Linked DNA regions of Homo sapiens: region 1 is linked to region 2. A link is a loop called in an ENCODE intact Hi-C map of the cell type or tissue named here. Cell type or tissue: transverse colon. All regions are shown on one strand. Links, peaks and the distances in the headings refer to the core of each region. The heading gives the core; the rest is flanking DNA. Region 1 has its middle 100 kb from the start of MAML3. Region 2 overlaps MAML3 (mastermind like transcriptional coactivator 3).

Region 1 (2,919 bases), core at 279-2,778, 190 kb after region 2:
GAAAGTGAAACCTCACCCAGTCATCTGCCTTCTCTCTTACAGGCCATGGGACATATACCCTGTACTTGGCTCCACAAGAAATGACTGATGTCACCAAAACATGAGCAAATCTTAGAACCCTAATTTCCCAATAGTTGTTGTCCTGTCCCACCAAAACCAAAAGTTGGGCATGGTGGCTCACACCTGTAATCTTAGAGTGTGGGAAGGCCAAGGCAAGAGTATCACTTGAGGCCAGGAGTTTGAGACCAGCCTGGGCAAAATAATGAGACCCCCATTTCTACAAATAAGTAAATTAATTAAAAGCCCAAGCCTGCTATCACATTTCTCCAGGGGTCAGAGCTGGAGTTTACCTCCTGCTCAAGACACTGGCTGCTGGGTCAGAGGAGATTCGGACACATCACCTGGTTTAACCCCAGGACTCTATGTGACCTTCATCCCAGCCCTGACTCAGCAGCCTGCCCTGTGACTAACTTCCTGTGACTGGGCTTTCAGATGTTGATGTTGATGATGTCCCTGCCAGGATAACCGGTCCAGATTGGCCAGCTGTGAGAATAATTCAAGTGGGTTTCAGGTAAATCACTTTCTGATCACCAATCTCTTTCTCTTTGATAAAATATCCTGTGTCTCTTGGGGCCAGGTTGGTGGCACTAACTCACTGGATGCTTATGTTTATGAGGCTTTTAGGGGTAGTTAGATGAACCTTGCCAGTTCTCCTGTCCTGGCTGCCCTCTCTTGTTTCAGATTTTGTGATGGACTGGAACACTTAGACCCAGAATCTGACACCAAAGCCTGATGAAACATGGGGCAGTGCCTGGCCACCGAACCTGCCCCCAGAGCAGGTGGCTAGAGGCAGGAAATAAAGAGGATGCTGGTAGGTGTTGCACCTTAGGCAACAGAGTGTGCTCTCTCTGCCTAAAGCCACCTGCCCTATACCCATCCCAGATGGGGGCTTGGTCAGTGGGGCCTCCTCCACCTCCCCTCCCCAGACTCTACCATCTTTACTGGGGACTTTGGCCCCAGTAAATTCTTGCAACATATGAAATGCCCAGTGGAAATGCAAAATAATCACGTCATCTTTCACACATTTATGGTATGTTGGCAATGTTTCTAATAGCCACTAAGGGACAAGAGTTTATCTTTCTATCTTACATCTCATAAATCTCTTCCTTTTTTTCATCCCTAGTGTAAATTGTGCTTAGACCAATAACACATTTAAAATTATAGAGCTTTTCATCACTACGGAGATGCTCTTGCCTATGATAGGAACGATGGCTACATCTGAAGCTGAGCAAATTTATCTTTTCTCTTCGTCTGCATCAGGGTGACCTCTGGAAGGTAAGTGAAAGATTTTCACTTAGCTGGGCACAGGCTTTGTTCAAGGCATCTGCTTGTAAGAGCCAGTATTTAAGGGGGAGGTTTGGGCCTAGGGGAGAGCCTGGCAATCTGTGTCTCTGTTCTTCTTCAGAGTTTCTTTTTCAGACTCCAAACTGAGGGCGAGTCATCTGAGCTCTCTCACGGCGGTGAGGAGCCTGGGTTGTGTAAATATAGGTCAGTTATTTAACCTGTCTCTGCCTCAGTCTTCTTTGGGGATAATAATAGCTCTCATAAGTTCATTGTGAAGATTGAAAGCATAGAATGTGTGAAGAGCTCAGCACAGTGCCTAGTGCATAATAAGCACTTTTAAGTGCCAGCCAGCATCATGATCATGACTGTTTCTATCCTCCCGTTTCCATGTGGCAGCCTTTTGCTTTGCCAGGTCCCTAGAACTGCTGGAGGAATCCATACACCAGAGATGTCGCTGCACTTCTGGCTACAGTGCCATGACTCTTCATATCAGTCTCTGCCTCTTGGGCAAGGAACAAGCACAGGCGGAATTGGTGACAAGCTGGCAGAAACTCCAATCCCAGGCATGAGTGGGGTCCTCAGACAGTTCTTGCCTCTTCTTTCCACTGCTGACTGCTGTTCCTCACATAGGTCGTCCGGCTGCTCCCACTCTCAGCCTGCCACACCTGCACAGCATAGTGGACTGTTGCCAGAGCAGTCTGCGGAGGTGCTCTTTCCACCCTCCGCCAAGCACTTGAGCTCCATTGAGTCTTTCTGCCCACACAGCTCTAGAGGGCCCAGACCCAGGGTGGAAATAACCCCCATTTTCTGGCTGTGATGAGATGTTTATTAGGTAGTTATTTCTCCCCAGATTTTACCCATATCAAATTGGAGAATTCATCTTGTCCCCTTTTCCAGAAGTACAACCTCATCTACCATTTTCTGCAGTGTTCCTTGGTTCTCCTTGAGGCCAGCTTCTGTTTCCAAATGTATAGGAGACATCTCTATTCCTATCTCCGTCAAACACTGGATTTTTTTGATTAAGGGTTACCCTAAGACATTTTCTACCCTCCTCCAGATAAGACACACTCCATGTAATTAGGCCGTCCTTAACCAAAGCACTTGCCCTTCTCTCTGGGATGGGAGGTGAATGCCATGCCAATCTCTCTCTCCTCTGACCTCACCACTTAAAGTTCCTTATTTACCAGAGATTCATTCATTGTAGAAGCTGAAGAAGCGCTTTAGATTGTGTCTGAGTTGGAGCACAGTGAATCTTCCTCCAGGGCTTCAGGGTCTGCTTTCTCTTCTCTTTCTGAGTTGTTGAGTAAGCCCCAAGAATAGCTTGCATTTTCTTCCCTTAGGAACCAAATCCAGTGTAGAAACTATAGTTCCATTTTTTGAAATGATGGCGTATCATATGTGCTGACATTTCTTCCTTATCATGGTTCTCCCACCATGTATCTATCTATCAATTGATCTATCATCCATGAATGGCTTCTTGCTGGCTACACACTTACCTCTGAGCCAGAGTATTTTCACTAAAAAGCAGATGTGCCAAGATATGACTTACCGCTGAACAATGGCCTGGTTTTCACC
Region 2 (2,919 bases), core at 194-2,693:
CCACGATTCCCAGCACCTCCATCAAACAGGAAGGTCCATAAGGAAACATACCACAGCACCGCTCCTGGCATGAAGAGGCTGCTCAATAAATATCTGCTCCATGCATAAATGACATCCTAACTTTACAAAAGGATTTACTCAAAGTTTTCCTCATTTGTAAGAGCTTACACAGACCTCTGATATGTGCAACTGGTGTGCACACTGTTACTGGTGACTGACCCACACACAATTTTCAGAAACACATCCATGTGTCCACTAACCAGACCAAAAAAGATGTGTGAAAATAAGTGAATCAGACATATGAAACTTCCCAGATTAGACCTTTGCTTTTCAAAACTGGTGTGTATGAGAAGTGAATGAATTTGAGCAGCAAACAGACCTGAGTATGAATCACAACTTTGTTATCAAACAGGACTGATAATCACTCTAGCCTTGGCTTTCTAACAATGAAGGTGGGGATAATGCCTTTGAAGTTGCTGTCAGGAGTAACTACATCATTAAGTAGCTAACATAGTGCCTTATTGCATAGAAGACATGGAATAAAGGCCAGCTCCTGATATGTGCAACAGGTTCCCTGGATAACGTTGGCATCGCTCTACTTGCTGTTCTTGACAGAGGTTTTAGAAAGCACCATTCTGACACTTAAAACCCAGAGTGCTCCCTAATGAAGTACAGACTTCTCAGGCCACACAAGTCAGCTTGCCCAATTTGACATGTATGTGGAAAGATGTGCCCTAGGAATTAATCTCAGAGCAGGGAATTCCAATTTAGTTCAGAATACAAGGATATCCACAAAAACAGGAGCAGGAAAAAAAATCGTATTGCTGAAAAATGACTCTATTTCCTGCAAGGTCACCAGAGGCAGGGAATATACACAGCACAGGAGGCCTGTGTGGACCTGGCCTAGAATAGCCAAACACTTGTCAGGCAGTGCCAGGACTGCCCCAGATCTACCTATCCCACCAACTGCTGCTTCCTTTCTGGGAGAACCCATCCAATTTAAGTCTCAATTAGTATCAGTTTGAACCTAATATCTGCACATCTGTGTTGAGAGATGAACTGCAAATCTTTTAGTGCCAATTTTTCAGATACAGAATGAAAGGGATTTTATACCACACAGGCTATTTTTAATCTCAAAGGTTTCCAATCTTTTATGTAAATGGGTTAGGGCCAGCATGACTTCTACGAGCAACCGCAACAATAATGTTCATCTATGAATCCCTGAATAATACATTTTGGCATGCCTTTTCTCCAATATTAAAGCTTTCTGGAATATTTTCACTAGTCTGGAAGCAGGAAGAAGAACTCAGGATAGTAATCAATGAAGTCACTAAATGATTCAGCCCTAGTGGGCCATTCAGAACAAATTTTAGGGGTGTGTGTGTGTGTGTGTGTGTGTGAGTGAGAGAAAGAAACAGAGAGAGAATAAGAAAGAAGAGACATAGAAAAACATCTAAGACTCTCAGAAAGGATTTAATTTACTCTACTGCTCAGGGATATGACTTGAGCCCAGTTATCAAAATGGCCAAGAGTTTGCAAATCTGTCACACAGATTCTAGAGAAGTGCTTGGGATAGCCAACAAGGTTAGGGAGGGAGACAGCATACGTATTATTTACAATAAAACTTGCTAACAATGTCTATATGTAGTTAAATTGTCATGTCCTAGGATATAAACATAATTAAGGTGGGGAGGGGTATGGTTGATAGAATTAAGTTCCTAAAACAGCAGAGTTTTCTGTATTGTCTCAATATTTAAAAAGCATACTCAATGGCCAAGATTAGGCAGCTAATTCTATTTGTGATAATAAATATAACATAAGTCTGAATTTCTTCCCACATTTAAAGCTTTCAAACATTTAAAATGTATATTTCAGGTAATACATAAATGTCAATCTTAATCTTTTTTTTTTTTTTTTTTTTGAGATGGAGCTTCACTCCTGTTGCCCAGGCTGGCTGGAGTGCAACAGCACGATCTCTGCTCACTGCAACCTCCGCCTTCCAGGTTCCAGCAATTCTCCTGCCTCAGCTTCCCAAGTAGCTGGGATTATAGGCATATGCCACCACGCCCGGCTAATTTTGTACTTTTAGTAGAGACAAAGTTTCACCACTGCCCAGACTGGTCTCGAACTCCTGACTTCAGGTGATCCACCTGCCTTGGCCTCCCAAAGTGCTGGAATTATAGACGTGAGCCACCGCACCTGGCAATCTTAACCTTTCTTAATCTGCTTTTTGTGAACAGAAAGGCCTTTTCTGACTTAGCCTTGGAAACCTTGGAAGTCACACAGCATCACTCCCACGTATTTTCTTGGTCCAAGTGGTCACGAGCCCACCCAGATGCAAGGAGACATAGACCTCACCTCTCAATGGGAAGAGTGTCAACTAGTTTTGGTGCCATGTTTTGCAACTGCCGCAGTGGCTTTATTAATCTTTGCATTCTCTATAATCTTTGCAGATACTTTACTCTCCCATCAACCTGAGCACACACAGGCTTTGTACACAGTAAATGCTTTGGAAAGCATATCATGAATTATTTTCTCAAGGGGAAGGTACAGTATGATCACTAACTTGAAGGCACTCACAAAGGAATTTTCAAAGACATGTAGTGGGTGTGAGTGCTTAAACAAGGGTCTCTCTCTACCTAGGCACTTTTCAGACTGATTGAGTCATTTCTTAAATTTGCAAGAGAATGCAAACAAGCACTGTTCTGGAAAGAGAACTCTACCAGGAGCTCACTCTCCCAGTGTTAGAATGAAACGAATATGGATTTAAATCCTAACCCGGTCACTTCCAAGCTGGACTTTAAAATATATTACTTTACCTCTCTAAAATCTGTTTTCTCATTTTTAAAACAATAACAAATAATATCACCTATCTCATATTGCTGTGAGGATTTAATATGTAAATACCTATAAAAGATG

The links. A loop is a pair of places that touch in the nucleus more often than their neighbours do. Peaks named below come from ENCODE experiments on the same cell type or tissue, not always from the same donor. Only the 100,000 strongest peaks of a DNase experiment are listed, where the experiment ranks them.
Region 1: it touches region 2 in a loop (5-fold over the local background); 51 of 110 quality-filtered maps call a loop at or near these places.

What each region holds. Positions count from the first base shown.
Region 1 is chr4:140,256,076-140,258,994 of GRCh38, forward strand. It overlaps a transcript of SCOC not described here. Among named protein-coding and RNA genes, the nearest start is that of MAML3, 100 kb to the left of the region's middle. In transverse colon, for the core only: no CTCF peak of the experiment used is centred there; no DNase peak of the experiment used is centred there; H3K27ac peaks cover 1,877 bases.
Region 2 is chr4:140,065,826-140,068,744 of GRCh38, forward strand. The region is part of intron 1 of MAML3 (mastermind like transcriptional coactivator 3); the gene reads right to left. Among named protein-coding and RNA genes, the nearest start is that of MAML3-AS1, 61 kb to the right of the region's middle. In transverse colon, for the core only: no CTCF peak of the experiment used is centred there; no DNase peak of the experiment used is centred there.